Linked DNA regions of Homo sapiens: region 1 is linked to region 2. A link is a loop called in an ENCODE intact Hi-C map of the cell type or tissue named here. Cell type or tissue: dorsolateral prefrontal cortex. All regions are shown on one strand. Links, peaks and the distances in the headings refer to the core of each region. The heading gives the core; the rest is flanking DNA.

Region 1 (6,236 bases), core at 435-5,434, 130 kb before region 2:
TCATTTGGGAGGCTAGCTTATGTACATGTGTGGACACCTTTTCTCACTTTGGGCTACATTCCAATCAGGAGAGTCTTCTTGCTTGATGTTTAACACTGCACAGGCAGAACCTTTTGCAGTGTTTTGCAGTGATGGGCATTCCAGCTTCTATTAAAACAGATAATGCCCCATGCTATACTAAGCCAAGCTCTAGCTACATTTTTCTCTATATGAAATATTAAACACATTACTGGCTTCCCATATAATTCACAAGGACAAGCCATTGTGGCAAGAATGGCTCTCTCCCTGAGAGAGCAATTACAAAAACAAAGGGAGAGATAGTGACTACGGGACCCCACATATGCAATTGAATCTAGCATTATTGATTTTAAATTTTTTGAGCCTGCCTAAAGGCCAGATGCTATCAGCAGCTGAACAGCATCTACAGAAACCAGTGGCAAAGACAGAAGCAGAACTGGTTTGGTGGAGAGGTCCGATAACACAAAGTTGGGAAATATGTAAAATAACTTGGGGTAGAGGTTATACCTGTGTTTCTCCAGGCCAGAATCAGCAGCTGATTTGGATACCATCGAGACACCTGAAACCTTATGAGCCAGATGCTGAGGAAGAGACTTTGGGAGGAACCCAAGGACTGCAGCCATGTCTAGACTGACAATAAGGAAGACACCAGTCCTGGCGAGCAACACTTATGGTGGCACAGCCACCCATCTGAGGTCAGATCAAAAAGTTGACACAGATGGCAGAAAAAAATCTGAAGGTGGGACAACCAGTTACAATGAGTAACCTAATGGTAGCTGTGATGGCTGTGCTCACCATTGCCATATTCCCCCAGTAACTGCTGAAACAAAAAACAATTAAGCTTATTGGGCAAATATTCCACCACTTCTACAGCCAGTAACATGGTTAGACCCCCCAGCAGAGGTATACACTAATGATAGTTTTTGGATGCCTGGTTCTACAGATAATAGAGGCCCATCTCACACCCAAGAGGAAGGAACAATTAAGAAAATCTCATTGGGATTTGATCATCTACCCATTTGCATGGGAAAAGCCAATGGGTGTTTACCTCCCAGTCTTCAATCTTGGCAGGCAACAGTACCTTAACGTAACATCTTTGTGGCACAATCACATATGCTTTCTGGTCTTAGTATTTATTACAATGATTGTGCTCCTGTAGCCAAAGTTTACCACCCTCAAAAACCTATCTGATAAAGTGGATTGGACATGGTCAGAAAAAATGAAGGCATTTGCTTGGGAAGATTGTATAGCAAGGCAGGCAGAGGTGTTGTGGTAATGGTTCATATGGAGTCATTAGTGATTGATCCCCTACCTAAAGGTGCATTTATGAGGCTCACCTCTCAATCTGCAGGTAATGCTCACCCTGCATCTAAACAAAATAATCAGATGGTGGACACTATAAGAAGTACAGCAAGAGTTCCTATTATTTTGGCATATGGTGGTATAGTGGCACCTCAACCCCAAATGATATGGCCTGCTGTAGGAGCTAAACATAAGGAGGTGTAGAAAATATTCATGGCACTAAAAAGGATAAAGATTTGGGAATGAAGATATACTAAAGCCAACCCAGTGTAATCCTAATTATGTTAGAATTGACTCATGATTCAGTCTGGATATAGAGTTGTGTCCGTCCTCCTTTCCTGCTTGTAGTAGGTGATTTAAAACTTGATCTCCCTAATCATGTGACTTGTCAAGGATGTAGATTGTTTTCTTGTGTGAATTCTTCCTTGTATAATACTGATCATTCTATTTTAGTGGTAAGAGCCCAAGAAGGAGTACAGATACATGTAAAGCTTTCCCGTCCTTAGGAAGCCTCTCCTGTGCATATTATTACTGAAATTCTTCAAAAGATTTTGAGGTGCTCTCGGCATTTCGTTGCCACTTTAAAATCATTATGGGATTGATTGCTGTCACAGCTACTGCTGCAGTAGCCGGAGTTGCTTTGCATTCCACAGTACAAACAGCAGACTATGTAAATAATTGGCAGAAAAATTCTACTCTAATATAGACCAGAAACTAGCTAATCAAATCAATGATCTCCACCAAACTAATGTGGCTAGGAGATCTAGTAACTAGTTTAGAGTATAGAATGGTTACAATGTGACTGGAATACTTCTGATTTTTGCATTACTTCTCGTCTGTATAATGAAACAGAACATGAGTAAGAAACAGTTAAGAGACATTTAAAGGGTCATACTAGAAATTTATCTTTAGATATTCCAAAACTGAAGGAACAAGTATTTCAAGCCTCTCAGGCACATCTGACCCTAACGCCAGGAAGGGAAGTGCTTGAAGGAGCTGCAGGCAGATTAGCAGTTATTAACCAATTAAAATGGATCAAGACACTTGGAGGCTTTGTGATTTCAATGATTGTGCTTTTAATCTATGTCGTCTTTGTGTAGTCTGCAGATGGGATCCAGAATCCTGAGAGAAGTAGCCCACTGTGACAAAGCTGCCTTTGTCTTAATTGCTTTGCAAAAGCAGAAAGGGAGACATGCTGGGAACAAGCCCTAAGCCTTCATAAACAGGCCTTAAAGAAACTGGCCACAAACAGGATCTCTGCAGCCATGTGACATGCTCATGTTGGCTATCACGCACACTGCTAGTTGTTGGTTTACTGGAGCAGGGCAAGGAATGCCCGGAGCAGAAAACTGCTCAAACCACAAATAGCATGAGCAGCCTGTGCCTTAACAACATGTTTTGGCTGCAGACAATCAGCTACAGCCTGTTCCTCTGCTCCTCGCTAAGAATGCTTTGTTTCCCATAAGGAATGCTTTTAATCTATAATCTATAGAAGCAATGGTTATCACTGGCTTACTGTCAATAAATATGTGGGTCAAGCCCCCTGGATCCCACTTTGCACTATTTCTGTGTTTTTAGCGCCACTGGGTTGGGGTCTCCATGACTGAGCTGGGTCTTGGTAGTTACAATTCATGGAACTGGAGGAAGTTAAAATGGCAAGACAGAATTAAGGTTAATCCTTCCTAAGTGATTAAATTGCTCACATTCAAGTGAGAGCTATACTATTTTAGGCATTTAGAAGCAAACTTAGTTTATAAAATAAAATAGTATTATGTTAGATAATCTTTCCCCTGAGCAGTAATAGAATGATGAGTGTATTGTCAGAAAAGCATTAATTGCCAGTAAAATATCCCACAGCAATAGAAACCTAGGACTTCTGGACTCATTCCTGTCTGATGTGGGATAACAGGTTCGTTTCTGCCACACTGTCTTTCCATGACATTTACCATCATTTTCACAGGAAAAGAAATGCAGAATTCAGGTGTGCCTTAAAGGAAGCTGGGGTTAGAGTGGGAAGATATTTAGCTGAAAGACAACACTGACCAACTTCTGGATCACAGGGAAGAGAACAGACCCAACCTTCCCCGTCTTGGGAAGGCCTAGAGCTGATTTTCTCAGATGCTGCTGCTCAGAGACTCACTGAGCCACCTTCTATCCCACCTGTGAGTCAGGTGCCCGAAAGCTACACAACTTGGGGTTGGTAGGGGTGAGTTTCAGAGACCAATAGACTATCCACTGAGAGGTTCTTGAACATGTGGTTACAGATTCCCTCCTACCTCCATCACCATTTCCTCAAATATAGCTTAGGACACAAATAGGAAAGCAGTTCATTAATGACACGTACTAAGTTAACGGTCACCAGTTAGAGGACACAGCGGTAAGAATGCACAAGGATCATGGCTCTACCTTTCCTCTGCCATTCCTTTAAGGGATTGCTCTTGAATTCTGACTCAAATAACCACAGAGGAAGAGGGAGGGGAGGCTTCATCCTTCTAAAAGGTAGGTTCCTAAAGGTCAAACACCACATCTGCTTATACTCCAAGGCCACATTAATTATTACCGGAAAGGGATGGGAATCTGCCTTAATAGTTCATGTGGACCTCAACTCCATATGACTAATAGAACTTCCTGGTATAACCACAGTGGCTGTGAGCTGTTAGCCCACTGACATTGCACGCAGATCAAGGCACTTATCAAGCAGTATATCTACAAGAAACCACCCATTTGGTGGTGGTTTCCAGTAACGTGGACTTTGAGATGATAGAAGCACTGAGCATCACTTAGGAGGTGGACTCCAAGACAGTGCCCACAGGAGTCTTGACCAAGCCTGATCTGGTGGACAAGAGCACTCAGCGTGAGATCACTCGCATGGTACCAAACCTCCTGAGCCACCTGAAGGACTCCATGATTCTCAACAAGCACCCAAGTCATCAGGATACCCAGGACTGGTTCAGCCTTGCTGAGTTTCTGCAGAATTTTATTGCCACCCACCCTTCAGGAATCTTCTGGGAGAAGGGCTAGTTTCCTTCCTTGCAGGAAGATGAGCAAATTTATTATGTTTATGAATCTCTGCCCTCATTAGGAAACAAAGACAGTCACCGGAATATAACAAGAGTCCTAAGTTGGGCATCAACATACTCGATAAACTTGAAAAGTGATCTGGTAGAATTAACGCATTTATCACAGAATTATTGCTTTAATACAAAAAGTAAAAGGGAAGGAAGATATTTGGCTGTTTGGCAAATATCAAGTTGAGTTCTGCAAATGCAGTACTGTAATTGAACATATTTTCCGAGAAGGTAATAAGGCTGTATATGGAACAAACTGGCAGTTTGAAAATCAACATCTTCACAGAGAGGATGCCAAGACTTGTGAATCATAGGGCATTAGAGACTACCATAAAACAGCAAATCAAAGCACTGGAAGATCCAGCTGTTGATGTGCTATACATGCTGACTGACAGGGGGTCTAACTCACCTTCACAAACATTCCAGAAAAAAGGTTTTAACCTCCATAGAACTTCCAAGTCTAAAGTCCAAGCCATTAGACGTGAACAAGCTGAAAAATTGTTGTGAGATTACCTCTGTATTCCAGAAAGTCAAAAGGAAAAGACCAAGAAAAAATCTGTTTCTTCATTTTTAAGGCAGATTCTTCCATAACTGGAATCTGTAAGCACTCTATCTGCTACCATCAGGCCATCAATCGTATGTACAACCTCGTGTTGGCCCATAGGATTCTCCAGGACAAGCTGAGGACATCTCATTGCTCATGGGTCCCAGGTGCTCCACGTCTCTACAGAAAACACTGAGGACAAAGTCTATCCTCTCCATGTGCAACAGGAAGCACCTGCCACTGACAACTCCCCAACTATGACAGACTCTTGAAGACAGACTTCTACATTTTTCACCTTTAAGAGACATACAAGGCCTGTTGTCACCTAAACCTAGGTTTTTCCATGGCAATTGACAAACCACTTTTGTTCCAGTACAAAAGCATCAAATTGGTGGAAAAGAATTTCTGCAGACCCTTGTAGGGATGTGAATGAGTGATAACAAGTGGGGACAGGGAATGAGATTTCTCTTCTCTCATCCTTCAGCTGAAGGACCAACTGTTTCATAGCCTGCTCTAGTTTCAGAAGGACCAAGGCCCCTTATTTTCCATAAGGGATTTCAGAGAGCAAGGAAGGCAAAGTAAACTCTTTGCATTTCACGTTGACTTTAAGAACTCACCCTGTAGAAGAGGGCAACAATTTCCATTTGAAGATGTCAATTTCAAGAAGACTGTTCAACCAGCAGAAAGATCAAGCAAGAAAAAAAATGACAAAAGTGAAATAGAATGAGTTTTCTGAACATGCTGCCATTTTTGGACAAGGAATAACGTGCCAGAAAGCTCAATAAAAACAATCTTCGTACCAAGCTGGACACCATTAGAGGTATCACATGTCAAGATTTTATGATGGCTTACCAAAGACAACACAAGCTGCATGACAACTCAGATCTGTATGAAGTGGGGAAAAATGGAACATATATAAGGAGACCATTATGAACTCAGAAATCTGTTTCCATGGGAATAACCAAGTTAAAAATCCCTCAGCCCAACTGTCCAGGCTGAGATGACCACTTCCCTTTAGTGGCAGTCATGACAGAGCAGCCTAGACTCATAGGCTCACCTCAAGACCAGGTAGATTTACCACATCTGCTGATTGAATACTCAGATTTACTAGAAGATGGTTCATGTGACAGGGAAAAATAATCCAGATGTGTTTTATTTTCTGCACCCAATCATCCATTACTAAACGAATTTGCTATTATGGCAGAGAAAAATCAAACAGATCAGGAACAACCTGTACAGCCCGTATGAGCAGAAGGTGTTAGGTTTTGGAGGGAAGGTGAGGGTTAAAGACACACAGAAAGAGG
Region 2 (6,236 bases), core at 591-5,590:
AGGTAGAAAAGACTCTTGGATCAACCTCCACTTGAGTATGGAGAAGTCAGGAGGCAAGGAGTGGAACCTTCAGAGAGATCGAGGAAGATAATCCCATGTTTGAACAACCATCAGTAGGAACTGAAGAGGGACAGCAGGCTTCTAATTCCCCAGGCATAACCATGTTACCAGGAACGCCAGCAAAGGAGACCAAACAGAAGGTCTGTTATAGGTGACAACACTCCACCCAAAGAGGGCAGAGCGCAGTAACTGACCAAAGCCTCAGTATACCAAGCTCACCGATTACCATCAAAAACCACCACCGGTTAACCTGCTTCACCAGGACATTCTGTAGGCCCAGTGCCAACTATTAGAGCTGAGCAAAGGCCAAAAGTTAGAGGCATACATATCTGCACCTTTGCCTACCCACATCAAAAGGATGCTCCCAGCAGAGCTGAGACTGGAATCCAGACATCACAAAGGTTGTCTGAAGTGGACAAGGGAAACATCCCTGTGAAATTCAGAGCAGATTCATCTTCCTCAGAGGAACTGCCTGCCCTGGAAGAGCCTGCTTCTCTCAAGAGGATTTATACAATCGTGGTGACAACTTTCACCTCAGACTTTGCTGGCCTTGTGGGGATAGAATCACAACCAGGGCCAGGACACCAGAGGCAGTGCAATCGCCACAAGAGGCCTATGGAGTTGGGTGGTGTGGGATCCACGGGAGAAGTATCCCTGCAGACAGAGGTGTCTGGGTTCACTCATCTCCCGTTTCATGTTGGACACACCTGAGTTCCAGGAAAGCCAGGAGGCAACAGTTTATTTTTGCTTCCTGCCTCCAATTTCACCCCCATACCTTGAAGGTGCTACGTTGTGCCTCTAGTGTGTTAAGTGAGGTCTTGATGAAAAGCCTCCCGTAGGTATAGAACATCAGGAAGAAGGGCATATCTATGGCACTTAACGACAAAGCCTCAGTCGATTCCATGGTGCTGACCTCTGAAGTCCGGTCTTCATACCTTAACAGGCCAAGCACACACCAGTGGGTGGCAGATGTCAACTTAAGACACACCCCCGCCCCCCACAGCAGTGCCTGCTGCTTCATAGGTTGAGATACAGAGCCTCGGTTTGAAGATGGAAACATTTCACAAGTTACCATTGATTCTAGTTAATAAGTAGAACAAGTCATACTCCCAGGTGTCTACTCTTCTAGACATGACTTCAGCAGCTCTCAGCTGGGAACTTCCTCAGCTGACCATTGTAAAGGAGTTGAGAGAAGAAATAGCCGTTTGCTCCTGTACTGAATTTCTCAGAATACTGCCATAAGAACTGCTTCACTCTAGTTGTAGACTTCAAGTGTAAGTGTTAAGACAGAGTCCTTTAATTCTCCTTCCCAGAAATTGATAGACAAAGACAACACCTGCAGCGGCACTCAGACTAACATTCAAGATGTCCCTGGATCCCAAAGCAACTCCATGAAGGGACCAAGACTACAGGAATCCAAGGCTCTTGGAGGATTCTTTCAACGTCATTGCTCCTGCTTTGTCATTGGCTATATCTGAAGAAGGAACTAGGGTGGAAGCAGTTTGAGTATTTGACACTCAGGCTTTCATGAATGAGATGAAAAGCAGACAAAAACAATCCCTAGTCATGAAAGCTGTGACATGCTAAATATCAAGGAATTGAGATCAGTTGGCTAGAGAAGTTGATACTGTGCATGATGCCGTTGAAAACTTTAGTTAAAAAGCAAACTCAAAATGCTCAACACCAAACTTGAAAAGTTGCTAACAAGCATCTCAATTATGCCTTTTTGACCTATGCAAGATATTCCGTATATTGGAAAGATGTATCCCACTTGGCCTAATGCTTCTAGATCTACCAGCTGTTAACTGGTTTCAGCTTCTCCCGCTTGTATTTCTGATCCTAACAAGGAATGGAGTGACTGGTGACTAAATGTGTCCTGCAAGTGCAAAGTTACACAAAACCTACCTCACTGGTCAATTCCCTTGCACTGGAATGGAAAGCTCATTTATAGCATCACTGACAACTTCTGACCAGAGCAGTTTAATGCAGTACTGGAACAATGGTCGACCAATGAGAAAAGCTCCCTTTGCCTTCCAGAGCATTTACAGTTTCATCTAAGCACGAGGACAACTTACAGACTAGCATGTTTACATGTTATGAATTTCAGAGAGCCCTGATGAACGTGACTAAGAACATCACCACTATGCCAACTCAGTGGGCACAGAGCTCAGCCCCATTGCACAAAACAGCATCAACTCCCCTACTTAAAATTCTTTCCCAAAAAACATTTTTCAGGATATTTGAGTTCAATAACCTGAGGCCTTTATGGTTTGTCTCCAGGATAAACACACAAGGCACTTTATTTTCTACTGAGTTGTGGGTTTTTTTCTGCTTTTTAAAGCTTTTAAGGTTGCTTCCCACTCAAATTGAGTTTTAAGTTACCTGATGAATTTAAGGAACCATATTCACAATGTGCAAGCATAATTTTGCACCATTTTAGTTGAATTGGATCGTTTTTAAATTTAGATTTGACATAAAGCTGTACCATAATGTATCCAGCTAAGTTTAGTCTGTGCTTCCTAGACTTACAGCCTTGCCGTGGATCTTTTTCACTTGTCCTGGGTCAATGAGTATCCAACTTTATTAGTAGGGAATTTTTGCTTTTACTGAAGACAAACTGGGAGGAGAGGTGGAGTAGGAAGGTTTGTAACCATCATGATACAGACACTAGTTTTGGAGAAGAATCCTCAAAGACGAGGTGAAAAGAAAGCTTGGGAAGCAGGGGATTTGTGGTTCGCTGCTCACCCCTGCCCCCAACTGGCTGTTGGTCAGAATTTCAGTGATAATACCCATTTCTTCCTCAGACATGTTCTTGTCCAATTGTCTTTTCCCAAGACACCAACCAGGAATTGAGTTTAATATCCAGAGGATGTTCAGGAAGTCATTCAGGCAATGAATTTAGGTGTTTGCCCAACTATGAAGTGTAGAAGTTTCTTGCCATTGAATTTGAGGCCTTATTGCAAACTTCTTTCAGTGAATTGAATATATGTGCCAATTAGGTATTAACGTCAAATTTTCCACATTTCCTAATTGTTTTAAAGATGTGTTCAGCCAAGGTAAACTGCCCACTATAAGCCATACAGTTTTTTTTTTTTTTTAAGGTTAATATGTAGTTTAAAGTCTTAGTAGATAAAGTTATATCCACAGGTAAAACTGAATGAAGTATGTAGCAAGATTCTTGAAGGTATGTTGGAACGTAGAAAGCCCCCTGGGATGATAGCCAGCCATACATGGGTCATGGAGAGGGAGCAGGAACTCAGTCCTCCAAGGACTCACCTGCAAGCAGCATCAGAGCAGCTTCTCAGCCTCTGCCCAGACAGGCTACATGTGACCCGATAGCAGCCTACAGGAAGGCACAGAGGTCATTCAGACCCACAGTGGGCTGTATCCCACACACTATGACTGTGGTGCCGGTCCCGGTCCCAGTCCCAGGCCATAATAGGAAAAGGATGTCCCAAATCAAGAGGAAAAAAGGCAGTATCATAAGCCCTAGGAGCTCAGTTTAGGAGATGTGTTCTAGGAGGCAGGCAGTCTGCTCCCCAGGGAATGCTCCTTGCCTGACCCAAGCTACCCTGACTCTCCACACTGAGAATTGGAAGTAGTCATTTGGCAGCAGGCATACATCATCTCCCCTGTGGAGAAACCCAATGGCCCTCCAGTGTTCCTAAGAGACATCCACTCAGCTGTCTTCCACAGGGGGGATTTTGACCCTCACAACCCATCCCTGCCCAGCGGTTTCTTGCAACACAGCGAGACACCTATACAGTATTTCCTCCTCTACCTTATTCCTGGCTGGCTGCACTTGCACACGCCTTCCAGCCAGAATACAGGATGCACAGACACATCCTGCAAGTAATGCGAAAGGGCTTGGGGAACACCAAGCATAGAAGTTCCCAACCCGAGCATAGACAACAGGTTATGCCACATGCCTAGAGGGACTGCTGGCTTAGAGATGGGCCACTTGGCTTATTCTTATGGCTTGAGGCCCAAGAAAAGGCCACTGAGCTCTTTGGGGGCATGCACAGATCACCAACATTGACTTGGGGGTGAGGCCGTGCTCATGTTTTCCAGTTCTATCTCCCAAATCACCTGGACTCAGACTAAATGAAGGTAGATTTTAGCAACTGCTTAAGAACAGGAGTTTGAGGCATTCTTCTGAAACACATCAGGTAGAGAGAATCTTCCCCAAAATGAGCGGGGGAGGGGGACCACCAGCTACTGTAGCCTAGTCCCCAGGAAAGAAGCCAAGTTTATAATAAGCAAGTACAAGGCCCTGGAGTGTGGCCAGTCCACAGCACCACTTCCCAGTTCATCTGATGTCACTTAGGCTGTGGCAATACAGGTGGGGGCTCACAGCTAGTCCCCCCTAAGTGAAGAATGGAGCACTAGCAAGATTGAGGGCATCTAAAACATGATAAAGGTCCCAAGTAGTCACTCAGGGAAGCCCCTTGAACACCACCCCCACCCAACCTTCAGTACACACAACCAGCTCCACCAGCTGTCAATCTCACAATGATGGTGAAGCCAAGTCCAGGGTCACCTAGGAGCCTCCTTTCCCACCCTGCAGCTCATCACCTGAGCTTCCCTTGGTAGGTGGATCCATGGTCCTAGAATTGAGGAACTCAAAGCCCTGCTAGGATGCATGGGAAACCTCAGCAGTTCAAGGACAGGTCCCCAGATAAAGGTCTCAGGATCTGCCCTTTTCAGAAGACAGGCAGTACACCCTTCCCTTTCCAAGGAGCTGGGTACTATGCTACACCCGATACCTGGGCTAGAAGTTTCAACATTCTTCTGCGGACAACAGCCCTCGTCGTAATGCAAAGTTTCTTGAGCCAATGTTATGCCACATCCCTGGATGTGGCCACTTCCAATGGCTAGGAGTGTGAGGAGTACACAAAAGCCCAGCCAGGTAATATTCAAGGCTAGCTGTGGAAGCTACTCTGGCTCCAGAGATTATGGCCTCATTTAAGCTTCTTTTCCAAAACAAACAGTTTGCATTCCACCCTGTTCCAGTTTGCTTTCAGGTGTGAGAGCTCACTTCACCAGTAAACCTAACACCTTAAACAATTTCCATCTACAAGTCTGCCTCTAGGGAACACAAATTGACTTCACATACCCAATTATTTCATTCTCAGATCGCTGTAGAAAGTCAAACAACCCACTTGGCTCCTCCAGTATGGAAGTAGGCAGAAGTCCCCTGGGTTTGCTAGTACACATTGGTGTTAGACTGGTTGTTATAAACTTAGTTGTGTAAAGTCCAAGGTCCACCTGGTCTTCCCAAGAGGACACGTGTGTCACCGTGTGACTTTTCACATTGCACAATTGGTGTCTTAAGCCTATACCATGAACCACCTAGAACACATTACAGAATTCGTCCATTCACATTGTGTGCCAATCTAAAAACTTAAAGACAGAAATTTAAATATAGATCAAGGAGATACTTTGTAATGAGGTCAGCACAGAAGGTTTAAGGGAGAGGGTCCACTGGCTGGAGTACAGGAATGCCTTTTTTGTATGCTCTGGACCCTCTCCACCAGGCTCAGCAAGACTGACAAGTCTTACGTCCCAGTCTGACTTCAGCCCCATCCTGCCTCCTTTCTCTCTTCATGGGTTTTAATCTGAATATTTTATACAAACTTAGTGTTGGCTTAAAGTGTCCTTCCCCAAGCGCTCAACTACCCCACCACAAACCACCCACGGAAGTAGTCTCAGCCTGGTTCAAAGGAGCGAACAGTCAGGCTTGCAAGAGCCTCTTCCGTAGCCTGCCTCAGTTTACCAGCAGTTTCAAGAGACAGTTTGCTGCCAGGAAACAACCTATGACAAGCACAATGCACTCCAGTTGCAGTACCTACTTTAAACCAACAACTGTTCTCTGATGCTTCTCCCTTATTACCCACAATGACCCCGGATAGTGAGTTTAGAAGGCATTTACTTCCCAAACGTAGGTCCAAAGCAGACCTAGACAGTGTAGCTCCAGATACTTCCAGAGGACCCAACTACACTGCCAGGTCATGTTTGGCTCCTTTTGCCGGAAGGTGAGCAGGAACTGCTGCTACACTGGGCCATTTCTTGGTGCCCCCAATGCCTGATGGGTCAGGAGTAGCTAGGCCATTACAGCAAACATTGCCTGATAAGGACAGGCCAGCAGGGGCTCAGACATTAGGTGGTTGTTTGGT

Evidence for each region. A loop is a pair of places that touch in the nucleus more often than their neighbours do. Peaks named below come from ENCODE experiments on the same cell type or tissue, not always from the same donor. Only the 100,000 strongest peaks of a DNase experiment are listed, where the experiment ranks them.
Region 1: it touches region 2 in a loop (2.6-fold over the local background); 3 of 110 quality-filtered maps call a loop at or near these places.

The regions. Positions count from the first base shown.
Region 1 is chr4:10,293,237-10,299,472 of GRCh38, reverse strand. It overlaps the pseudogene LOC100422639. Among named protein-coding and RNA genes, the nearest start is that of ZNF518B, 160 kb to the left of the region's middle. In dorsolateral prefrontal cortex, for the core only: no CTCF peak of the experiment used is centred there; a DNase peak (open chromatin) is centred at 2,602; H3K4me3 peaks cover 1,160 bases; H3K27ac peaks cover 894 bases.
Region 2 is chr4:10,161,601-10,167,836 of GRCh38, reverse strand. No RefSeq gene overlaps it. Among named protein-coding and RNA genes, the nearest start is that of WDR1, 48 kb to the right of the region's middle. In dorsolateral prefrontal cortex, for the core only: CTCF peaks have their summits at 2,624 and 2,824 (motif pointing left); a DNase peak (open chromatin) is centred at 2,806.